Linked DNA regions of Mus musculus: all the other regions are linked to region 1. Evidence: chromatin loops called from intact Hi-C (ENCODE). Cell type or tissue: heart. All regions are shown on one strand. Each heading gives the region's core, and the rest is flanking DNA. Links, peaks and the distances in the headings are about the cores only. Region 1 has its middle 23 kb from the start of Gm20751. Region 2 has its middle 5.1 kb from the start of Mcur1. Region 3 has its middle 20 kb from the start of Rnf182.

Region 1 (8,439 bases), core at 275-8,274:
TTTTGTACTATACTTTTGTAGCGACAAGAACTGTCTCTCATACAACCTAGAGTCACTGGTTGGTTAGACTGGCTGGCCAGAAAGCTCCAGGGAACCTTCTGTCTCCACATCCATCTCTGGGTTACAAGTGGGCTCAGCTTCCTTCCTTAGAAAGTTCTGAAGATCTGAACTCAGGTCCTCATGTGTGCACAGCAAGCACTTCACCAACTGAACTGTCTTCCCAACTCTGAAGCCTTTTTACAGCAGGTGCTTGTGCATTCATAAAGCAAGGGGTCTTGTGATCGAGACATCTCCCAGCAGCCCTCACCCAACACTGTTGCATTGGGGATTCAAATTTTAACTTTGTGGGGGGTGAGTGGGCACATTAAAACCATAGTACTACTGAAGTAGAAATTTAAGGGCTCTTTGGAAAGCCAGTTGGACAGTGTTTTTTCTTGGGGCAAACATGTGAAGCAATGTTTTGTTAAAATGGACAAAGGTGTGAAAGGCTAAGACAGACTCGTGAAGGAACATCTTGATGAAGCAGACATAGGAGAGAGGATGTTCTGCTAAGGCAAGCACGTGAAAGGGCACGTGATGAAGTATTCTCTGCTAACAATATGCATGTATTGGTTCGCTTTACATTTGTCTGGACACCATAGGTTAGTTTCATATTTGATTTGGAGATATTTTTATTGTTTTAAGGTCAAGATGAATATCTGATGAATTTTCCTTTATTTTTATAATTTGGGGAACCATGGTGTGTTGGTTGACTTAATGGACTACAGAAACGATTCCTCAAAGTACAGTCTTGTGATGTAAGAATGCAGCAAAAATATTTAAGGCTCAAGCTGGTGATATTGATATGAATTTGATCTTTAAATAGTTTATAAGTGATATTGGGCATTGCTCTGGTCTGAATATGGCCTCCAAAAATTCCTATATTGAACCTCGTCACCAATATGATGGTATTAAGGGGTGGGGCCATTGGGAGGCAATTACTCTGTAGACTTGCCTTGATAATAGATTAATGTTCATATGGAAAGTGCGGGAGGAGGGGGCAGAGGGGTGGAAGCCTATGCCTGCAGTCCCATATTTGCAAGGCTGAAGTGGGATGGTGGGTTGGATAGCAAGACCCTGGAGGAGGGCGGGCTTAAGGAATAACCTAGAGCTAGTTCCCTCCTCCTCTTCCGCTTTGTCCTGCTTACCTGTCTCACCCCTACCCCTGTGAGAAGGTAGCAGAAAGGCCCTCAATGACTGCCATACACCTTAACGCTGACTTGCAAGCCTCCAGAACTGTGACAAGTCATTCTTTTGTTGATTATCCCAACATTGCTGCTTTATTATCACAGCACAGACCTGTTAAAGCCGGCATGCTTCAGTGTTCTAGTCTGTGAAATTTCGTTTCCCTGCCAAAACCATTGGCATTTATCTTGCCAGAGATTATTGTTTGCCTTGTTTCCTGAGTCTAGAGCATATATAGTGCTTGCCATATACACTTCCAGTGCATTTCTCTCTCACTTTAGGGGATTAAACAAAGCGAACGGAGGGGACTGGACTCTGTAGTATATTAAGCCGGGCAACTTAATTTTTATCGATTTGATAGGACATCATGACCAAAAGCAACATGGGGAGGAAGAGGTTTATTTTGGCTTAGAGCTCCATAGCACAGTCCACCATGAAGGAGGTCAGAGCAAGAGCTCAAGGCAGGAACCTGGTGGCAGATACTGATGGTGAGGCTGTGGAGGGATGCTGCATTTTGAATTGTTCCTCAAGGCTTGCTCATCCTGCTCTCTTCTACACCCCAGGAGCACCCCTCCAGGCTTGGCACTGCCCTTAGTGTGCTGGGCCCTCCCATATAATCATGAATCAAGAAAATGGTCCACAGGCTTGCACACAAGCCAATCTGATGGAGGCATTTCTCCTCATTGAAGTTTCTCTTCCCAGATAACTCTAGCTTGTGTCATCTTGACAAAAACAAGACAAACAAAACAAAACAAAACAAAACAAAAACAAAAATAAAAAACCCCAAACCAAAACTATCCACCATGCCACATCTAATGAATGCAAGAACATAAAGCTAGGTGGAGGAAGGAATTGTTAAAAAAAAAGAAGCCAGAATTTGAAGAGTTAGGAAATGCTAAGCTATTCGCACTGCAATATGGGAACGCACTGCATTATGGGAATGCACTGCCTTTGCCCTATAGGGTTGTTCTCCAGATGGATCATGTTGGTCACATAGTACAAAGCCAAACACTGTAAGCTGTTACACTGAGACAGAAAGCTACACTGTTATCCTGTAGATATTTGATTGTGTAGATTTCCCAGATGAAATCAGGGAAGACATGTATTTCTGTATTATTTCTTGCCATCAGGACACTTGAGATTTAGGGTGGTAAAGTGGCTCATTTATTCTGTTGACAGACAGTGTCCCTGTGTAGCTTAGGCAGTCCTCAGACTCACCTCTGCCTCCCCGCTCTTCTGACCACCAGCATCCCCCTCCACACATGGGCGGAGACAGGGTAGTCCATAGAGTAACATGACAAGGTTGCAGGACCTGGAAGAGGCTTAGAGTTTTACATTTAGTTTGGTGCTCTCTCCTGCATAAAATTATCTCATCTCAAAGACTTCTGTAGACTTTCAGCAAATCTAAATAACAAGCGTGTCATAGCGCAGTTAGAACCAGCGAGGAATACAAAATGCACAGAGGACACTTCGTCCTTCTGTTATCCAGGTCGCAAAAAATAAGCACAAGTCTCAGCCCACAAACTGCACGGCAGTCACGGGATAATGGCATTCCAGCTTTCCACTGGAATTTTTTCTTTAAAAAATTTTGTATGTATGTATGTATGTATGTATGTATGTATTTAGAGTCTGTGTGTGTGTGTGAATGCCCTTGTACGTGCACCAAGTAAGTGCAGAGCCAATGGAGGTCAAGAGAGGGCATCAGATCTCCTAGAACTGGGATCAACAACAACAACAACAACAACAACAACAACAACTGGTTCCGGAAAAGGGAAATTGGGGATTAAAGAAACTCTGCTTAGCAGCTCCATAAACGCTTGCTTCTAAGCATCTACAGGGATTGCAGCAACTGCCTGATGTTCCCAGAGGGCAGCGTTTCTGTCACTCCTTAGCTCTCTGATGAGCTGCTAAAGAAAAGAGCCCCAGACACAGGGTCTTCATCCTGCCGTCCCCAAACACACAGAAACGCAATCGTTCCCCACTGTGTCTAAGGATGCCAGACAAAAGCGAGGGGCTTTGTACAGTGTATATTTCTTTTTTTCTCATTTGAAGATTCTGTCATTTTCTTTTGATATTCAAATTTGAATTTCCGTGCAGTTGATTGTCTCCAGAGTCAGGGATAGAAGACCAGCATGCAGTCGCAGACTCGGGTTGAGAGCACTGAGCAGAACTTCCGTGAGGAACAACTCTGCCGACTTAGAGCACGTCTCACTTCCACTCATCAACAACTTTCCTAAAAGAAAGGTCACTGTGACTATGCCACCACACAGCACACCCTATGTACACTTCATGAGGCCTCTTGTTCTAGGGGAAGAAAAATGGCTTCCCCCAAACAGAGCTGGCTCATACTTTAAAAATAAAAATAAAAAACCCATTTTATTTTGCTATTAGTTGATTCCTTAAGGTAATGGAGCTAAGAAGAGCTGATCTCACCTTCTTCTATTGGTCTTTCTTTCAGGATGCTTTGAGTTATGTTCTTATTCACTTTTATCTGTGCTACAAATATTCTGGAAAGAGAGAGAGAGAGAGAGACAGAGAGACAGAGAGACAGAGACAGAGACAGAGTCACACAGACACACAGAGAGACAGAGAGAGAGACAGAGAGAAAGAGAGAGCATGAAAAGAGAAATTACACAGGTCCCCCAACATACAACTCCCTACAATGTCCCCTCTCTACAATGTACCCCCAAATCTATCTTTCTTTCTCCAGCACAGTTGATCACTGGCTAAAATTGTGAGCCCCTCCCCCAGTCTCAGGACCCAGTACAAAGCAGCTGTTCTTAGGGTTCTGTGGCAAATCTAGAGCTGTGTGGCGCTTTCCTGCCACCTAGCGGTGGTGTAGTGAAACAGAGCCTGCAGATCGAGCCAAACAAAGCAAGCCAAACATACTGAGCAAGCCTGTTCAAAAGCGAGCCCTGTTGGTCTGTGCGGCTTAGATCGGTATTAAATGGTGACTTTCGAACTTGTAGGTTTTCTCTTCTAGAAGCCAAGGTTCCCATTTATGAAAGTGGGTTGTCATCCAGTAGTATTACAACGACAAAGCTCAAATTTGGTCACTCTTAAAAGTTGAGAAGGTGAAGGACAGTGCAGGCCAGACGTCAACATTTTGGAAATGAGCCTTTGTAATGGTAACTAACCACGTGCCGGATGAGGGAACCGAAGACCAAGGCGTTGACAGCTGTTTCAAGTTCAAATCATTAGTGAGCACTGCTGGCATGGTTGGAATGCGGGGGCTCGTTTCTTCCTTCCCTGACAAGAGCAACTTGAGGAAGAGGGGCTTTTTATTTTGGCTCAGAGTCCATCATGGCGGGAAAAGCCATGACAGCCAGAAAGTGAAGCAGCTGGTCACGCTGCATCTGCCATCAGGAGTCGGACAGTGACAGATGCCGATGCTCTGCTCACTCTCTCCTTTTTATCCCGGGACCCTGGTTCACGGAGTGGCACAGCCCATACTTACAATGGGCCTTCCCACCTCAGCTAACCGAATAAAGAGTTTCCCTCACAAATAGGCCCAGAGGTTTGTTAAGAATCAACATTAACTTTCCCTTTTACCAGATGTCAACCTGGAGGAGGGTCCTGCAAAGGGTCAATTATTGTGATAGTTCAAGCAAAGGTTACTGCTGTTAAGACCTAGTTTTTGTGTGTGTGTGTATATATATATACACACACATATATATTCATGCATATGCAAACAAAACAGCTATATGCAAATATATGCAAATAACACACACACATACACACACGTTTTCATGTAACCCTGGCTGGCCTAGAATTCACTCTGTAGGTCAGACTGTCCTGAAACCTAATGAGGATCCCCCCCCTTTCTCAGTCTCTCTAAGTTTAAGTGACCGCACTAGGGTTGAATCTGAAGGATTTGGAGCTAAGTTCCCAGAAACAGGACTGGCTATCCTCTCCTTCAAACACATTCTTTTCTCCAGACAGCACATGCTTGTCAGATAGCAGCTGAACCAGAGGGAAGGGTCTGTGAGAGGGACCGGCAGGGATGCTGATCTACATGGGAAGAGCTATCCAAAGAAGCAGACCAACTGCAGCCTCATTAACAGTGTTCCTCACCCTGGGGGATGGGCAGAAACTATTCTCATGATGTAGACATGTGACCCAAACACAGGGAAATAAAGACCCTCCCTGTTGTCTTTGTTGTAGATCCTATGGGGGAAATCTGTAAATTTGTTCCTAGAGCAATCCTTTCAAATGTGTAAAAGGACATAGAAGTATAAAGGACATGCAAATAAAGTTAGTAAGTTTATATATATATATTATATATATACATACACACAAATACACACACACACATATATGTGTGTGTGTGTATATAATTGTATGTGTATTTAGTTCTGCCTGAAAAACAAAATCCACAGACGCAGAGGTGCAATATTTAGCAATAATTTCCCATGGTTCTAAGTGCTGAAGTCTGATGTCAAGTGCCAGCAGATTCATTTCCTGCTGAGAGCCCTCTTCCTGCCTTCAGAAGGCTGCCTCGTATCTGACCCCATCCTTACTCTTCAAACAGAGGGCAGGTCAGGAGTTTCTTCATCCTTACAGGGGCTGCACCCTCTTGGGGGGAGGTCTTATCTAAATCTTATCTAATCATCTCTCAAAAACACTAGGGTTAGCTTTTCAACAGAGGAATCTTGAGTAGCGGGCAGGCTAGTGATGAGACACATTTCAGCCAATGACAATAACAGCGCACTGAACAACTAGTTCTAGTTTCTGGATGCCCTGTCCATGGACCTTGGCTTAATGAATCCCTGTAGCAGTGACTCTAAGAAAATTCAGTAGTGTATAGTCACTGAACTAAATCATCTCCTAGAACATGCCCAGAGAAGCAACCCTGGCTATACAAGTAAGAGTCCTGAAAGCTGCCCATGCTCTCAGGTTTGTCTTTCTCCAGCATCCTCTGGAGTTTGAACTGGAAGGTCACGTGTCAGCTGAGGACCTGTTCTGAACTCAGGTCCTTTTCTTACCCTGTAGCCTTAGTGAAAGGGTAGACACCAGCATTACTTAGGCAAGCTGGCTCCTCGGCCTGAAGCTGCCAATCCCGCATGGTTCTCATGCTTTCTTTGTTTCCTGCACATAACCAAAAGCCCATGATCTGCATTGACGAGAAGCAATGGATTTCCCCTTCACAGACAAATGAATCCCTCCATAAGCAGATTGAATACCAAAAAGGAGGGGAGGGGATATAGTTGGAAGGTTGTCAAATCTTATTAGAAATGCCTTAGTAAGTGGGAACAAATACTCTTGAACATTTCCAATGTCTAAGCTAAGAGAAGAGGATTCAAAACATCCCTCCACCCCTTTAAGGAAACCAAGGAATTTTTTCCTTCTTAAGGAAAGGCGGGCAATTTTGGAGGGAATATTTTAATCCTGATCCTTTGGGCTCGTGTGTAATCACAGCATCCAGGAGGTGTTTTAATTATACATTTTAATCATAAAATAAAATGTCCCAGCTTGCTCCATTTAGGTGTTTTTCCTGCCTCTAAATCAATAATGTTACTGGCAAGTATTCAACTTGTAAGAATCTGGGCTCATGGAAGACCATTCATACAAACAGGCATGGTGTCCTCTGGGGACTGATGTCTGGAGCTTTAATGCAGCAGGTTGTCGTGCTTATGGGCTCTGAGGTAAGAGCAGGCAGGAAGAAGGCAGTCTCCTCCTGCTTCAAGCCAGCTCAGAAACTGTCCCACTTTCTTATAGCCTCTAAAACCAAGCCTAGTTGTAATGAGGAGGGGCTTTAGGGCAAGACTTGCTGTAGGTAGCAGATAGGGATGGGAGAGGGGAAAACCTGTTTCTTTTGTTTTCTGTGCAGGAATGGGAGTACTGCACATACATGCAGTACCTACAGAGGTCAGAAGAGGGCGCTGGATTCCTTGGGACTGGAGTTAAAGGCAGTTATGAGGTGCTGGGACCTAGACTCCAGTCCTCTATAAGAGCAAGTGCTCTTAACTGCTGGGCCATCTCTGCAGACCCTCGTTTAGAATTTCTTTTAAATACTTTAAAATTTTCATTTACATTTTTTTTTTCGAGACAGGGTTTCTCTGTGTAGCCCTGGCTGTCCTGGAACTCACTTTGTAGACCAGGCTGGCCTCGAACTCAGAAATTCACCTGCTCTGCCTCCCAAGTGCTGGGATTAAAGGCGTGCGCCACATCTTTTTTTTTTTTAGTCAAAAGTTTCTTTTCTCATATATTCTGATTATAGTTTTCCCCTCCCTCAACTCTTTTCAGTTCCTCCCCCACCTCCCCTCCCCTCCAGATCCACTCCCTTTCTTTTTCTCATTAGGAAAGAACGGGCTTCTAAGATAACAAAAAATGACAAAATAAAATATAATAATGCGAAGCAAAACTATTATATTGAAGTTGGGCACAGTGACCCAACAGGAAGGAAAGAGTCCCAGGAGCAGGCGCAAGAGTCAGAGACCCACTCATTCACACATAAAAATATTAAGCGAATAGCTAAAATATATACACAGAGGACCTGGTATATAGATGCATTTAGGCCGTGTGCTCGATGCTTCAACCTCTGTGAGCTCGTATATGCCTTGCTTAGTTGGTTCTCCTGGTGCCCTCCACTCTCTCTGCCTTCTTCTCTGCAGGATCCCCTGAGCTCTGACAGAAGGGATTTGATGGATACCTCCCATTAAGATTCTGTCTCCACATAATGTCTGGCTGTGGGTCTCTGCATCTGTTTCTGTCTGCCCTCAGAGGAAGCCTCTTTGGAGAAGACTGGGTAAGGCACTGACTTAATCTCTAGTTCTTTGTTACCCAGACAGTGTAGTGTGTGGGTTCCTTCTAGTGAAGTGGGTCTTAGGTCAAATAAGACATCGGTTGGTTATGCCTGAGATGCCAAATCTTTTAAGTTCAGATTCCATTTTGGAGAATCTGACTTAAGTTTGAACTCAGGTAAACTAACAGACTAGTGTTAGTTTCCAAGTTGCCCCCCCCCCCCAACAAAACACGAGCCTAGCTCCAGTCTCTAAGCTAATTCCCAACAAGACCAGCATCTCCAGGTTACACCCTCAACAAGATCAGTGTCTACAGGTTATTTCCCCAACAAACCTGCACCCCCAGGTTTCAAGTCCACCCCTTGCTTAGCGGCCACCAATGCAGAGGGGGAACAGAAATTAAGTTTATGATATGACTTCTAGAACCAGTCAGCCATGTTCACACGTACACCCTGCTTGCCACGATAGCCCC
Region 2 (8,439 bases), core at 88-8,087, 170 kb before region 1:
GAAGGGGAGGGGAGGGGAGGGGAGGGGAGGAGAGGGGAGGAGAAAGAGAGAGAGAGGGAGGAGGACAGAGGAGAAAATGAAAGGACAAGACTGCCCCTCAGTATGTTGGTGGAGAGAGTCGCCAGAAAAGGGAAAGCATAGCCAGAGGCAAGAGACATCTGGGAAAGTCCAGAGGGTTGAACATGACCTTGAGCCTGGTCACGTGGGAGAAGTAGGAGGAGAGAGAGGCGAGCCAGGAGTTTAAAGGGTAGAGAAAAGGGGTTAGGTCACTAAAATGGTTGGATTATATGAAGAAGGGCATCTAAGAGAAGGGCAGCCCAGTCCCTGGACTGGAGACGTTAGGGTAGAGGGCAGACTAGGGCAAGGATCGGGTTAAGTAGTAAGCACTGACAGATGCTAAGAGAACCAGGGGCCAGGCCCGCTTTGAGGTGTTAAACAAGCACCTTAGTTAGCCCTTTGTCCTGGGTTTAAGACCTAACAGTTGTGTTCCTGAAGTGACCAGTACTTAGCGTTCCTCCTCCTCCTCCTCCTCCTCCTCCTCCTCCTCCTCCTCCTCCTCTTTTTTTAGCTAAGGGCTAAAAAATGTAGACAAACTGATGTGGAAAGTGCTGGGACCCATAATAAAAGAGCAGAGCTCTGGGCAGAGGAGTGTGTAAACAGATGCGGAAGACAGGTGCAGGTGACTACAACATGCAAATAATTTAAAAATTAGGTACAAGTCCGACACTTAAAAGGTTAAAATATCAGTTTGTAAAGTGGCAGGTAACACAAAATATTCACCTACAGCCTTTCCTGTTGATGAATGTTGCTCAACACCCAGCTCGGAAAATGTAATCGAAGGAAATAATCCAGAAACACTAGAAACCTATTCGTTTAGACCATAAGGAGTTTTTATTTTTATAGGTCAAAAGTGTTGAACATTTGGTAATTTCCTATAGGTTGGTCTAATACATGCACAAAGGAAAGACTAGATGTGGTGGAGCAGTCCCAGCTTGCTGGAGTGGAGGCAGAAGGATCAGGAGTTCACGTGCATTCTTGACTGCATAGCAAGTTCAAGGCCAGTGTAGAATACAAAAGATAGAGTCTGTGTGTGTACTCCCGTGTGCATGTGTGCTGGAGTGTGTAAATTATGTGCCATTATTTGTGACTGGAAAAGTGAACAGATAAAATGCACCCTGTTAGAGGCATGGTCACAGGACAGTGGCATAAACATGAGTCTTTAAAGTTGACATATAATTTGCAAACATTAAAGCCCACACATTTTATATGCTTAATAATTGTAGGTAACAATAGCATATACCACCCAAAGAATGCTGGGCCATTTTCCTTTCTCTGGAATATTCCTTTGTGCTCCTTTTCAGTTTCCGAAATCACCAACCCAACAAGAGGTACCCGGCTTGGATTTCAATCCCACGGACTGGTTTCCTTTGGGTCTTGGACTTCATACAAGTGGAATCCTGCATAAAACCCTGACGAGGGTCTGATGCCTTCCGTGAAAGTCATCTCTGCTGCATCAAGGGCTATGTTCATTATTAAATACTACCTCACTGTAAGACTAACAGTGACCACGCAGTTATCCATTCTCCTAGTGGCCGACACGTGGTCTATTTCTACCCTGAGTAAATCACTGTGTGGACATATGTCTTAACCTGTCTTATGGAAAATATCTAAGACTCAAACTGCTAAACCACATGATGATTGTAATTGAAACTTGTAGATAGCGATGAATTGTTTTTTCAAACGGATGCCATCCTTTTATACTCCCACCAGCAATGTGTGGGATTTCCAGGACTTCTCATCCTTGGCAGGTTGAGGATTTCTGCCCCTTTTTGGAAGTGTAACACTGCCTGCTGGAGTTTTCAGAGCAACTACCTAAAGGGGAGAGCCCCATGTGACGCTGACGTTTTCACGTTTGGGGAACATCAACTCTAAGTAGATTTTGAGGAGCTAAATATGTCTACTGTAGTCCCTACAGCACCCTGTTATAAGATACAGTCAAAATATACAAAATGTAATATTAAAAAAATGTTCAAATCACCAAAAAGGGAGACTGAAAGGGACAACAACAACAAAAAACCCACAGAGGAAAAAAAAAATGGCAGGCCTACATCCAAACATGCCAATAATTACATTAAATATATAAATGTTCACAGTGAGAAGTTGACAAACTTTAAAAAAAATCCATATACCAAATATTTTGGCTTTCTGGGCCACATGCAATCCATGTAAGATATTTTCTATTTCAGAAACAGGCCAGTGTTTTGGATTTTACCAGAGAGCTATAATTTGTCAACCTCCACTTTCAACACACCAATTAGAAGAGATGGTGGGCATGAACTTAAAACAAATCTCTCAAAAAGTTAATAAATAAACGAATATTAATTAAATTAAAAATAGACAAATATAAAATTTAAATGGACCACAAAAAATTAAAGAAGAATGAACCATGACTTAAGAAACACTTCAAGAAATGTGTGTGAATACAATGTAGCTGGGTTCAAATTAACCAAGGGCAAGGCATTCTCTCCTCTTCCTGGACAGACAGTGTTGCGTGCTGACAAAGTACCCACACAAGCCCCTGGATTCCGTGACTAACCTGTATCACAATGTTAAAGACAATGAATAGGATAATAAGAAACAGAACACATTTGGTCCTCTGCAGGGATGGGATGTGGGTGTGGGTAATAATGTTTTCCAAAATATATATTTTAATAGTATGTTAATAAAAATAGTCTTTGTGTTTATATCTATTCCATAAATTCATTTTTTCTCTTATTTCAGCAAATCACTATGTTATAGTGTGAAATTTTTTTTTACATAATTTATTTTCTTAAACTAGGGAAAACTACTTAAACTCCTTAAAATTATGGAATAAAAAATTGAACACAATTTGAATGACTTACATCAAAAATATTAAGTATAAAAATACTTAAATTTATAGTTTTAATAACTTACATAAATTTCCATTAAAACTATGAAACATTTTATTAAAGGACCAAATAACTGCAATTATCAAAATTATTCCAAGCTGGTATTTCTATTTAATATTTTAAAAATTTCATGCAACCTTTGGGCAGTGGTCATGCCTTTGATCCTAGCCCTCTGGAGGCAGAGGCAGGTGGACTTCTGAGTTCAAGGCCAGCCTGGTCTACAGCATGAGTTCTAGGACAGCCAGGGCTACACAGAGAAACCCTGCCTCAACGTGCCCCACCCCCAAAAAAAGCCCCAAAACCCAAAATCATGCAATCTTGGTAAATTTTTTACACTGAAATACTGTAGCTTCAGTGTGGAGTGTCTGTGGTGTGGTCTCTCTAGTCAATTAGATAAAAAATTGGGATCATGATCTATCTATGCCATGTCTTGCTAAACACTGAAATGTTGCCAAGATGTCATGTGTCACACCTGTAAACAATGCTCTAATTTTCTTTGTATCTGCAAGACCAACAAATTAGATATAAAGATAAGAGAGAAAATAGACACTTGGCCTTCCAGGAATCAATACTTTGTTAGGCAAGGATCTATTGCTTTGTCTAGTGGTCTATTGATTGGCCTTTCCTTGCTTGGTGTCTTCCTTCCTTCCTTTTATCACAGACATGCTAGGAAGCGGGTAATGCACCATGAACATTTGTTATATGTTTTTTTTTTAATCATCATCATCATCTTCTTCTTCATCATCATTATTATTATTTAGTGTGTATGGATGTTCTGCCTTCATATATGTCTGTGCACCAGCCATATGCCTGATGACCGTTCATCCTCTGGAACTGGAGTCACAGATAGTTGTGCGCCACTGAACCAAACTTGAGTCTTCTGCAATAGCTCTCAACCTTTGAGCCATCTCTCCAGCACAATTAATCTACCCTTGACACGCCCTTACAGACACACCCAAAGGTTTGTCAGCAGTTTTCAATCTGTAGGTCAGGACCCCTTTGGAGGGGTTGAACGATCCTTTCTCAGGGGTGGCATATCAGATAACTTGCATATTAGCAGCAGCAAAATTATAGTTAGGAAGGGGTAAGAGAAAATAATTTTCTGGTTGGTCACCATAACGTGAGGAACTCTATTAAAGGGTCACAGTATTAAGAAAGTTGAGAACCACAGTCCTAGGTGATTCTAAAGCCAGTGTAGTTGACAAAGGAAGTTAAAGCATACAGTATACATGTAATTTTTACCCTAAATATTTTCCAAGGGAGGCTGGTTAATTTCTTCTATGTGGAGCTTTCGGAGTTAGAAGACTGACAGCATTTTGGAAAAACTGAGCTATCCCACAAGCCTCTGGAAACTGCAGCTTTCATCCTGGAGACCTGTGTTCATTTTGCCGCTGGCCACTCAGTGTGGATTTATGAGATTTCTCCAAAACATCACTTACATAAGGTATAAAACACCACCAGATGCTTTTGAATTTTGCGAGGATAATTATAGCACAAACAAAAGAAGGTCTTAGTCATCCCTCACTCTCCCTGCAACCCTAAATCTGTCCACCAGGGGGAGCGTTCTCTCACTCTCCAGGACGCCAAGTCCCCTGTTGGTTGTGAGCTCCCTTCATGTTCCTTCCCGCAGCACCAGCTGGTAATTCCAAAATTTCTCAAGAATTCATTGTGTTTAAACATTCTCCGTGTTCCCGTGCTTAAACTATTTCGAACTTAAAAGACATATCGTTCCCTTTTGATGTTTCCAAAAGGGTGTGCTTGCTCACGTTTCCACAAGAGGAAAAAGATAAACTCGTTGAAGACAGGGAACACCATTTCATCCAGGTTTGCCCAGTTTTGTTTCTGGATAGGCTCACGGAGCCTCATTATGCTTCTCTGGTAACAGATTGGGGTATGGGAATGTCTAACTTCCAAAAGTTAAGATTAAATGGCCTGTCCCGTGTTATTTGAGAGCATGGGCACCCATAAAGACCCCACACCGAGTCTGCCAAGAGTGATACAAGTTTTATTTTAAAGAGATTGAGATCATGAGCCGTCCATCACTCCTGCAGTACACGCTCAGTGAATAGAGGCTCGCTTGATGATTTATACTGTATAAGAATTCAAAGAGCCTCAGGTAAGAAGAAACGTATAACTCTACAGGGTATTATACCCTTCAGAAATGTCTTTGTGCATATATGTGTTTGTGTGTGGGTGCGCATATATGTTGGTGATGTGTATGTGTGTGCCTGAATGTGAAGCGAGTCGTCCTTTGTGTGAGGCAAGGTCTCTCATTGACTTGAAACTTTGCCAAGTGGGCTAGGCTCTTTGGGCAATGTTCTCCAGGGACCAACCTGCGTCTGCCTCACATCTCAGTGTTGATAGGTCCAGGGAACCATGGGGTTGGCCTGGCCTAGCTGCGCTGAGAGGCATGCGTCATAGGTTTTTCAGGTTACAGTCCCTGGCTCCTTGGGGTACAACATGTCTTTCGGTTCCTGAGCAATGATGCCCTTTCTCAGACAGTGAAACATTCAGGCAGCTTTGTGTGTTTTGTATGTTCTCTTGGAAGTCAAGGAAGCACGGAAGCTTGACAGGACAGTTGGTCTTAGCCATTCGTGTCCTGTACCTTTGTACGGCTTGTAAACTGTTGTATCCCGGCAACCACAGCTACTGTTGATCCTGGCAATTGCCATTTTATTCTGTTACTGAAAAAAAAAAAGAAAGAAAGAAAGTCTGATGGCTCTCAATAAAATTGTCACAGCCTCAGTCTTGCTGGGGCTCCTCCAATCTGAGCCTGGTTTCACTCGGATGACCCTGGCCCGATAAGTAAGCGAGGGTGCTCACTGAAAGGGTTACACACCGCTGCAGGCAGCAATTTACACTGGCTTCACGTCTGCAAGGCAAGAGTTTCACTCACAGCCATCTCCCCAGCTCCTAGAATGTTCCTTGAGACATTTTAGTTGCACATAACAGTATAACTTGAGCTATGATAGCTTAAATAAGTAGGGATTTATTTACTCTTTCAAAGCACGATTAGAGATTGACGGTTCAGGCCTGAATCGGTGCTCCACAATGTCCTGAAAAGACTCCAACTTCTGTTCTTCGCATCTGTTTTGTTTAGCGTTCACTTTTCTTTTAACAAAATCATTTTAAAATGTGTATCTGTGTGCGCGCGTGCACATGAGAGCTCACACGGAGGGGGGGTGCGGGGGGGGGGGGAGGAGGGGCGGGGTGCGGAGAGGCAGGGCATGAAGAGGCCGGATGTATTGGATCACCTTAGAGCTAGAGCTACAGATGGCTGCGAGCCACCTGACATGGGTGCTGGGAACAGAACTTCGGTCGTCTGCAAGAGCAACAACGACGCATCTCTCATGCTTTCCGTTCTCAGGCTGCAGGATTCATGGGCACAGGACGGAGGCTGTATCCCCAAGTCTCACAACCACCTTCCAGATTGGGAGAAAACGGAAGGTCAAAAATGGCCAGAAACTTTTTTTTCCAGCTAAGGATTTAACTTTTCTTCCCGGGAAGGAGGGCTCCTGGAGGCCTGCTGCACAAATCTCACCAGCTGGAACTATGTCACGTGGTCACCGTTGGCTGCAGAGAAAGCTGAAAGCGAGGCAATTTGCTTTCTGCCTCCGAAGAAAAGACTTGGAGGGAAAGGAAATGAAATGGATACTGATGAACCTCACGCTCTGTGTCAAAGACTTGGCCTAATTCAGGGTGCAGGCGAGGCCAGCCTTTCAGGCGGTGGCCTCCTTTCTTATTCTGGGAACCCAGGCAAACCGCAGCTCTGAATCAGGGCACAGCTTGAGTGGGAAAGGGAAGTTTGTCTTTTATTTATTTTTTTTGTTTCTGAGACAAAGTCTAACAATGCAAGTCAGGCTGATCTCAAACTTGCAATCCTCCTGTCTCAGCTTCTCAAGTGTTAGGGTTTCAGGCATATACCAACTTCTTCGCTAACGCTGAGCCAGGGATAGTGACTCAAGCCTTTAATCCCCACACTCCAGAGGCAGAGGATTTGCCTTTCTATGAATTCAAGGGCAGCCTGACAGACACAGTGGGTTCCAGGACAGCCAGAACATTGGGAAACCCTACCACAACCAAACCAAACCCAACCCAAACAAACCAAAACCTACTTACTGAGTGACCGTTAAGCAACTGAAAACTCACAGCTGAATAATGTTTATGTAACCTCTGTGTTCAAAGATGGAGGAACACATGCTTGCCACACTGTATTATGTGATATCTGTTGAAGTTTGGTCTTAGTTTTCCAATTGCTGTGGCTGAATCCCTCACTAGAAGGGACTAGAATGGTTTGTATTGGCTCACAGTGTGAGGGGGATACACAAGACCACATCTGTAAAAGCAAAGCAAAACACAGAGTGAGGCAGGGTAAGGTCAGCTCTGAGGAGAGCTGGTACGTTTGGGGTTGGCACCTCTGCGTTGCGTCCGAGACTCTTGCAGCGCATTTGCACACCTTGTGTGTAGAAGGCATCCTGGGGGCACAAGTCAAAAGTGCAGCCTGAATGGTTAGCACAGCTCAATGACTAGAACGTTCGTTTAGCTTGTGTGAGGCCCGGATGTCTGCAGGCTTTGGAATGGTGTGGACAGGCTTCGTTCAGGGGAGCACCACAGAACCACCATAGTCCCAAGCAACAATGCTTTTTTTTTTTTTTGAGTGAGTGTATTAAGTCTCAATAAAGCAACCATGAAGTCACATAAACTCTCCAAATCAATTTAAAAAAAAAATGTTGTATATTTGTTACTTTTATAAGTATTCCTTTGGGGACGTATATGGTCATATTTTACTGTATACACATGTATACAACACTCTCAGGAGCACAGATGAAATTTTTAAAAGTACTTTTTAAAAACTGAGATGAGGGGTGGTCGTTGAGAGAAGCTAGCGTGAAAGGTAACCTGAGAGACAGTCTTCAGAGTCTACCTCCCCGTGTTCCCACCACAGCTTTCTCCTGTCATGAGTTCTGAAGATAGACCACAGAGGGAGGACTCCGGGCAGTCTGCTCTCAGCGCCATATTGGATGCAGCTGGTCTGGTCTTAGTGGAACCTTCAGTTGTCTGTAGCCCTGGCTAATACCTGAGACATGAGAGACCCTGAGCAGAGTGTCCAGGCCAAATGCTCCCTGATCCCAACTCACTCATGAAGTTAGAGAAAAAAATGTAAATTGCTTTAAGTTGTCAGGTTTCTTGGTGAGTGTTATACAATTACAGAAAACTAATAAATAGAATATGTTTGGAAATATATGTGCCTTTTCAAGAAAACAAACTTCTTGTATCTATTTTAGTACCCTCCTTCCTTACTTCCTCCCTCCCTCCCTCCCTCCCTCCCTCCCTCCCTTCCTTCCTTCCTTTCTCTCTCTTTCTTCCTTCTTCCTTTTTTCTTTCTTTTACTTCCTCTTCCTCCTTCTTCTTCCCTTCCCCCTCCACTTCCCCTTCTCCTCCTTCCTCTCCTTCCTCTCCTTCCTCTTCTTCTTTTGTTGTTGTTATTTTGAGTTAAATTCTTGTTGTG
Region 3 (8,439 bases), core at 347-8,346, 140 kb before region 1:
CTGTGTCTCGAGGCAAGAAGGCAGGAGAAATAAAGGAAGATACTCTATGTTTTGCTCCGGGCTTTGTATGCATACGCACAGGTTTGCAAGCATGTATACGCATGTGCACACACCATATACAGAAAACACATGCACCATAGAAGTAAGAAAGAAGTGCAACCCAGTTTTTTTTTTTTTATCACAGAAGTAGCATGTAATCGTCGTAAACATGCTACACCACAGAGATGCATACATTTAAAAGCAAAATTTCTTTTCCCAGAATAACTACTGCTTGTACTTTGCTGTATCCGCTTCCAAGGCTTTCAGCGTGGACCGGCTGGTGTTGAGTGTGGGTGTGGGCTGGTACGACACTGCAGTTGCTGCCGTCTTAAAAGCATGCACAACATCATGTACCTTGCTTTTCTGCGTTGACTGTCTTGTCTGTGACACCTTGCCACCCTGGTCCTGGTAGAACTGCTGTATTTGATCTGATAGCTGCATCTGAAGATCGTAATACGATTTCGTTATCTCCTCTCCTTTGATGGGCATTTGGGTTAGCGCCAAGGTTTTTGTCCCCCTGTCTCAAACAACGTTGCCGCGAGACGCTTGTATAGGTGGTTTATGTTCAACAAGCAATTACTGCTGTGAAACATGACGAGGAAATGTTGGCTACACAATTCTGTCACCTCGGAGTGCTGAAACCTGCATTATTTAAACCCCATTCAAAAACTTACATTAGAAACAAACCATTTCCATCAGAACCGGGTTAAAGTGGGGATGCATGTTAAAGAACCCTCTTACTCCAGATGGGATACAAAGCTTCTTAAATTGAAATTCATTGCATGGGGCTCTGATGGGCCTTAACAGATGGAAAACAATCTCACTTGGCCGGTTATGTAATTCAGTGATTATCGCGGAGCCCTTCAGACGGCGGCGGCGGCAGGCAGAAGGTGGACAGGGGAAAGCTCTGTGGGAAAGTAGGGCCGTGAGTTCCCATGGCTCGCACACCCTTTGCGTGTGTCTGCTAGGGTCAGAGACTCCACATCTGAGAAGTGAGCAGTGCAGTGCGATCTGACTTAACGACTAACTTTGGGATCTTGGAAATTCACGGAATTTCTTACGTGACCTTGGCGGCAAGGTTGGGGGCGGCCATTCTACCTCTGAAATGTGCCAGATTGAGCCTTGAGTACAGGATACTGTGTTCATTCGAGAGCTAGTTGTTGAGCTCTGTATGTCAGGAATGTAAGTTGCTAGGGGACCTGGGTGTAAATAAAATAGAATAAATAGAATCTCTTTTTTAATTAATTCATTTTTTCTGTCAAAAGTGAAACTGTTTTGCTCTTCAGCTGAAAGTAACCAACCAATCTACCTGAGTCACCAAGTCACAGCTCAGCAAAGCCTCCCCGCTGCGCACTGGCTTCTTGGTAATGTGGGGCTGACATCATAACGAATGTGTTAACCAAATCGAAGGATCCTCACTAGAGTCCATCCATTTGAAGGGATACTATTTCTCCTGCCTCTGGGCTTCATTGCTCAAGTTAGCAACAATGTCAACAGACACTGAAGCCCTCTTGCTCCCTGTCTTCCATCCTCCCTCCCTCCCTCCCTCCCTCCCTCCCTCCCTCCCTCCCTCCCTCCCTCCCTCCCTCTCTCCTTCCCTCTGACCTGTTAACAGGGAGCAAGCATCCAGAACAGATATTATCATATAGTAGACACAAAATAAATCGTATCGAGTAAATTGCTATAGATATTTGTTATATAGATACATCTTTCGACTTTGGTTACAGGACACAGAAAAATCACATTCTGGACCTACCAGGAAGTACTCCCTGTTGGCTAGCCTTCACACTGATGGAAAGCTTTATGCAAACTTTGGGATGCAGGGCACATCAATAGTCTTATCTGGTGTTGGACTCAGCACACTTCAATAACGACCCACCAGGCAAGAAGAGACCATTTCTGCAATAATGCAAGGCTGGTTATGGGGGTAACCAGTGGCTTTCTTGATAGGATTTGAGGTCTGCTTCATAGGAGACAATTCTTGGGGGTATACCAAAAAAAAAAAAAAACAAAAAAAACACACAGATAAAACCAAAACCAAAACCAAAACAACAACAAAACAAAACAAAACAGAAAGAAAACCATGACAGGAAAATCATACGATCTACGGGAGAACCTATTGTTGTTCATTTTCTTTCTTTCTTTTTTTTATTTTTTAAAAGATCTATTTATTTATTTTGTGTATATGAGTACACTGTAGCTGTACAGATGGTTGTGAGCCATCATGTGGTTGCTGGGACTTGAACTCAGGACTTGAACTCAGGACCTCTGCTCACTCGGCCCCTGCTTACTCTGGCTCTGCTCGCTCTGGCCCAAAGATTTATTTATTATTATATGTAAGTATACTATACTATAGCTGTCTTTAGACACACCAGAAGAGGGTGTCAGATCTCATTATGGATGGTTGTGAGCCACCATGTGGTTGCTGGGATTTGAACTCAGGACCTTCGGAAGAGCAGTCAGTGCTCTTAACCGCTGAGCCATCTCACCAGCCCGATGTTAGTTTTCTAAATGATTATATTGTCAAGTTGCCTTGCAAACATGTATGTTTCTAGCCTTAGACTTACACAGGTCAGAGAAGCTCTTATTGCTGCGGATAGTGGTTTAAAGTGCTTAGCTGTAAATAGTACCTGTGCATCACTACCCATCCCAGGCTCAAGGAATGCATTGAAGAAGATCCTGACAGATCAGTGTTTGATGGCTGCTTGAGGAGGAGAGGTGCTTTTCTTTAGGAGCGTGGCCACTGGTATGTTCCCTGTGCCCCAGTGGGAGACGCCATGCCCATGTGCATATGAGCAGCACTAATTAGATTAATATATTAATATGTTGCTAATAGATTAATAATTATAATATATAAATATTATAGCACAAACTACAGTATTTTATATTAATATATAATATATAATGTATTATATAATAACATATATAATGTATATTAATCTATATGTATTATATAGGGGAATTGGGAATAATGAGGGGTGAGTATAAAAAGATACATTGTATATATGTATGAAAATTTCAAAGAATAAATAAAATTAAAAATTTAAGTTTTATTTCTAATTTCTCAGATTTTATATCTAGTTCAGAACCAGCCTGCTAACCAGACACACAGCAGATGCCTTAAGAGTTATGTGTAAACTGTGTCTCTCCGGCCAAATGAACTTGCCTTATTCATTTTTTTTTTCTTTTGTACTCAACCTATTCAGGACTCGTCTTTCTCTTCCCTTTGATTTTTAGACAGGGTCTCACTCTGTATTCCTGGCAGGTCTATAACTCACTCTGTAGACCAGGCTGGCCTGGAAGTGAGATCTGCCCGCCTCTGCCTCCTGAGTGCTGGGATTAAAGGCAAGGCAAGCAACCACACCCATTGTGAACGGTTCTTTTTAAATTTTAATTTTTCACCCATCACTTCATCCATCCATCCATCCATCCATCCATCCATCCATCCATCCATCCATCCGTCTCTCTGTTTGTCTGTCTGTCTGTTCCTCCATCCATCTACTCATTCATTTATCCATTGAGGCAACTACATGGCCCTGATTGCCCTTGAACACACTGTATTTTTCTGAACTCAGTCTTTCACATGTTAAGATTACAGGCATGCACCTAGTCAGACTTTTAAATTCACATAAAACTGGCAGAGCAGATAAGTATACACACAGAGACACACACAGGCACACACTGATGAATCAGGGAATGAATTGTATCCTTTTCAAAAGTGTGTTTGGAGGCAGATCTGGGAAATGTTTTATACTTGTTTGCAGAGCTGGCATAAATATTTCAGGATACAATTGAGCCTTTCTCATTAACAGCCATTCTCCTGCCTCTGTGTGTGGAAGTTTCTAGCTGTGGAGAGAGTGCTATTAAATCACTCTGCAGCTCCTAATTCCATGGCAACTGTGACAGACGGCCGTTTTCCTGCCGTAATAGATTTGGATGATCCTCATTTTAGTCAAGACAATGACAGATTCTGTTATTAAACCGTCTTTTAACCTCAATTAATCTCCGTGGTTTTTTAAAGCCCACTCTCAGTTAAAGAATGTTGATGCTAAACAAGTTCAAATCTACTTATTTTTTAAATTGAATGCTACAGTCTGAATTACTATTCTGGAGAGACGGATGCTATTTGTAACAGCATTCCTAGGTGGCCCAAAGAACCCTTTTTCCCTTTCTTGCAAGTTGAGATAATAGTGACCAAACCCAAGCTTGTTTGGTTTTAGAATTTCATCACAGGCTGGAGCCATTGTGAGTAATCAAATGTCTCCCCAGGTCACTTCGAATGTTCTACCCATAGATGGCAGCAAATGACCATTCTGCTGAGCCACCAGCCTTCTGGCCAGTCACCTGTAGGTCACACATCCAAATTACTTGGTACCTCTCTTTTTAAAGGTTGTGGTAAAGTTACCAGAATTTTAAAGATCAAAACCTAGCATCTGGCAACCCCAGTAAACTGGGCTCAGCCAGTCACTTGTTCGCATTATGCCAGTTAAAGAAGCAAGGAGTAGCAAAAGGCAGAGGAAGAAAGATTTACTCACTGGGGTCGTACCGAGGAGATGAACATATAAAGAGATGCAGAGACCCTTCAAGATGGTTTGGGGCACGAATATGAGGTTTAGGGTTAGACAGACAGAAAAAGGTTTGCACAACTGAGCAGTCATGGTAGAGATGTGATGCTGCCCATCATTGACCCATTGCTGTGTCTGTGCTAGGATATACACTGGTATATACACACTGGTATATACACACTGGTATATACAGGTTGGTATCAGCACTGGTATCTGCTCCTGTGTGCTTCTTGGTTGTTGTCAGAGTTGGGTGAGCTCTTCCTGGAAGGGAAGTTCCTTCTCCGGTTAGTGCCAGGATTTCGACCTTTTCCTTCCTCCAGCATGGGATTTTGGGGGATATTTTAGTTCTTTTAAAAATAAATAAATAGTTAATTAAACGTGTATGGGCATTTGCCTGCATGTTTGTGCACCATGTGGATGTCCACTGCTCATAAATGTTGGAAGAGAGTGTTGGATTCCCTTGGGATTAGAGTCTACAGAGGGTTGTGAACTGGTGTGTGGATGCTGGGAATCAAACCCACGTCTTTTAGAAGAGCAGCAAGTGTTGTTAACTGCTGAACCATCTCTCCAGCCTCACATTTTAGTTCTTTTGAAAAAATTTTTAAAAATTATTTATTTATTTAATGTATATGAGTACACCGTAGCTGTCTTCAGACACACCAGAAGAGGGCATCAAATCTCATTACAGATGGTTGTGAGCCACCATGTGATTGCTGGGAATTGAACTCAGGGCCTCTGGAAGAGCAGTCAGTGCTCTTAACCTCTGAGCCATCTCTCCAGCACTGATATTTTAGTTCTTAAGGACCCATTGATCTGATCGTCTGATAGCACAAGTATGTCTCTTCTCTCTTGCTGGGGCAGTTACTGTAGGATTTTTTATTTGGATTACTGCATTATATATATTACAAAAGATACAGAGAGTATATGTCCATGGTGACTTTACAGTAGGAGGCTCTAAACACACAAAAGGCTGTTATTTAGGTGTCGGAAATGGCAAAAGTCAAAATTAAAATAATGATCTTTTTTTGATAATTGATCATAGATATTTGGTCTATGATTGTCTTGATGGTCAACTTGGTTGACTGAAGAACTGTGTATGTGTGGGTGGCTGTTTGCAGAGAGGATTCTCTGAGAGGTGGGGGTCCTGACCTGAGCCTGGGAAACAGCATCCCATATCCCGGGGACCTGGGTAGAGTATGAGGGAGGAGGAGAAAGCTGGTCAGCACAGATGTTCCATCTCTTGTCCTCCACGTGAATGGCTTTGCTCTGCCACAACCTCCCTGTCAGGACAGACTGAACCTTCTGAGATGCTAAGCCAGAATAAACAGCTTACTTCCTTAAACTGTTTGTTCTGGTATTTGCCAAAGGGATGGAAAACTGATTAAGATCATATCCCTGGAAGACACTGGAATAAGTGTGTTTCTGGGTTTTCACAGAAATGGGAGAAGCTGGACATATAAAGAGAAGCCTGTTTGAATTAAGGGTGTAATGTCTTACTCTTGCCATCTGCCTCGGCTGGCATAACTTTGGATACATGGCTTCGGTGTTCACGTTGCAAAGACAGAGTGGTAGTGAACTGGATCCTCAAACTCTTGTGACAACCTTGGTGCTGAACTCTTTTCAAATGTCTCTGGTGGTCTATGGTTTCCTAAAGTATCAGCAGTAGATAGTTTATAAGAGCCTGTGACTTACCTGCAGTGACACACACGTTAGAGGAATGTAAATCATACCTACAGGGACAGCTAGTGTTTGTTGTCAGATAACAGCACATGCTGGATAAGTAGAAATATTGGGACCCTCATACACTGCTATGGGGATGAAGACTAGTCTAGCTACTTTGAAAAACAGGCTGGTGGCCAGAGTTATCACAGGATCCTGAAATTTCACTCCTACCTTTACACCCAAGGGGAATGAAGATATACGACCACACACAATTGTGTGCATGAATCGTTATGGGAACGCTGTTTATAATGGCTTGAATGTGAAAACAATGTGAGTGTCCATCAGTTCAACGACAGAGGTAAGAGCACTTACTATGGACGTAGGAAGATCTTAGTTCAAATCCCCAGAACTCATGTAAAAAACTGGATGTGGCAGCTGATGCGCCTCTAACCTCAACATCGTGTGGCGTGGATGCGGGAGGGTCTCTGGGGCTTGCTGGCTGTTAGCCTAGCTACAGGCTCAGCGAGAGACCCTGTTTGAAGGGAACAGGGCAGAGAGTGGTAGAGCAGAGCAGCTGTAGGAGTGTGGGCATGTGCCCTGGAACACACGAGTGAGCACATACTGCTATTTACACAAAGGAAAAAAAAGTATTATCCATCAGTAAAAAGTAGGAAGTACTAACTCATGCAACAGTATAGATGATCTTTGGAGACACATTAATGGGGAAAATACAGTTATAACAGTATGATTGTGCTTGTATGAAGTACCCAGAGTGGGCACATCTGTAGAGAAAGAAAGTCTATTACTGTTTGTCCTAGGCTAGTGTAGGCATGGGAAGCAGGAGAGGATGTTAGCTTAAGGATACAGAGCTTCTTCTTGACGTGATAAAAGTCACATTCTCAAGTGCATTATGATGATGGCTTCCTAGCTCTATGAATACCATAAAACCATTGAACTAGACATTTATAGAGTGGATGAATCCAACGGTATGTAAATTACAGCGTCAAAGCCTCGCTTCGGAGAGACTTCGTAGTCTGTTGTGGCTCCTTACCTTATGCAGGTTTTTGTTTTGCCAGGGACTACTCTAAACACATATGGAGCATATGCCGGCTCTTCCCATCTTTACAACACTCACACCAGGTAGACAATTTAATCTTCTCTGCTTTATAGGTGGGGGAGCCAAAACATGGGGGACGGGGGAGCGATGAAGGGTTTCGCTCAAGGTTACTTAGTTTGGAAAAGGCTTCATTAGAATCTCTTGGGTAGAACTAGGAAGGTTCCAGAATCTGACCTGTTCGTTAATCACAGTCTGTCCTGCCTGGAAGAGCGGAGGTTGTTCCATGTAGCCACCTAGTGAAGTCCTCCCTGACTTTGTGTCTGGGGAAATAAGGCACAGTTAAGGTAGAGCTGACTTAGAGTCAAGACTACCACCCTGGAGTACATCACTCTCCATTATATCACCCTGCCTGGATGGTAGAGGGTTATCTGGGAAGACTCTGAGCCATCTGCACACATACAAGAGGTTTTATTTTCCTTATAATTTATTTTTATTATTTCTGAACCTGGGAGGATGAGTTAGGTCAAAATGCACCATTGTACCATTGGTGGTGGGTGGGTACGCATTCAAAACAGGGAAACTATGTAGCAAACTACAAAATTGGTTGGGGATTTGGGAGTTTTTAGAGGAGACATGAGAGGATATGCAAGCATATCTGTGAATTATTGCCCATTTCATTCTTCATTTTGTATTAGCAGGCGGTGCCAAGGGAACTAAACGGACGGGAAGACCTTCCCTTAAGACAGAGGAGTTTTTTTGTTTTTTGTTTTTTTTCTTCAGGGGCCGCAGAAATGGCTCAGCAGTTACTTGCAGGCATGAGGAGCTGAGTTCAAGTCTCTAGCACCTATATAAAAATTTGGGTGCTGTGAGGCTTACCTGTGATCGCATCACTGGGGAGTCAGAGACAGGCAGATCCCCAGAGCTTGCTGGATAGCCAGTCTATCTAATCAGTGAGCTCTGGGTCTGGTGAAAGACCCTATCTCAAAAAAGTTAGGAAGCAATTGAAGAAAACCCCTGATTACTGGCCTCCTCTACATGTATAAGCAAACACATTCACCTACACACACACACACACACACACACACACACACACACACACACACACACACATACACA

Evidence for each region. A loop is a pair of places that touch in the nucleus more often than their neighbours do. Peaks named below come from ENCODE experiments on the same cell type or tissue, not always from the same donor. Only the 100,000 strongest peaks of a DNase experiment are listed, where the experiment ranks them.
Region 2: a loop joins it to region 1, with 4 times the contacts of the local background. A loop is called at or near these places in 10 of 42 quality-filtered maps.
Region 3: it touches region 1 in a loop (6-fold over the local background); 40 of 42 quality-filtered maps call a loop at or near these places.

The regions. Positions count from the first base shown.
Region 1 is chr13:43,735,782-43,744,220 of GRCm38, forward strand. No RefSeq gene overlaps it. Among named protein-coding and RNA genes, the nearest start is that of Gm20751, 23 kb to the left of the region's middle. In heart, for the core only: CTCF peaks have their summits at 4,062 (motif pointing left) and 7,099 (motif pointing right); a DNase peak (open chromatin) is centred at 4,060; H3K27ac peaks cover 601 bases.
Region 2 is chr13:43,561,077-43,569,515 of GRCm38, forward strand. No RefSeq gene overlaps it. Among named protein-coding and RNA genes, the nearest start is that of Mcur1, 5.1 kb to the left of the region's middle. In heart, for the core only: no CTCF peak of the experiment used is centred there; DNase peaks (open chromatin) are centred at 195, 4,485 and 6,515; H3K4me3 peaks cover 495 bases; H3K27ac peaks cover 595 bases.
Region 3 is chr13:43,591,691-43,600,129 of GRCm38, forward strand. No RefSeq gene overlaps it. Among named protein-coding and RNA genes, the nearest start is that of Rnf182, 20 kb to the right of the region's middle. In heart, for the core only: no CTCF peak of the experiment used is centred there; no DNase peak of the experiment used is centred there; H3K4me3 peaks cover 345 bases; H3K27me3 peaks cover 317 bases.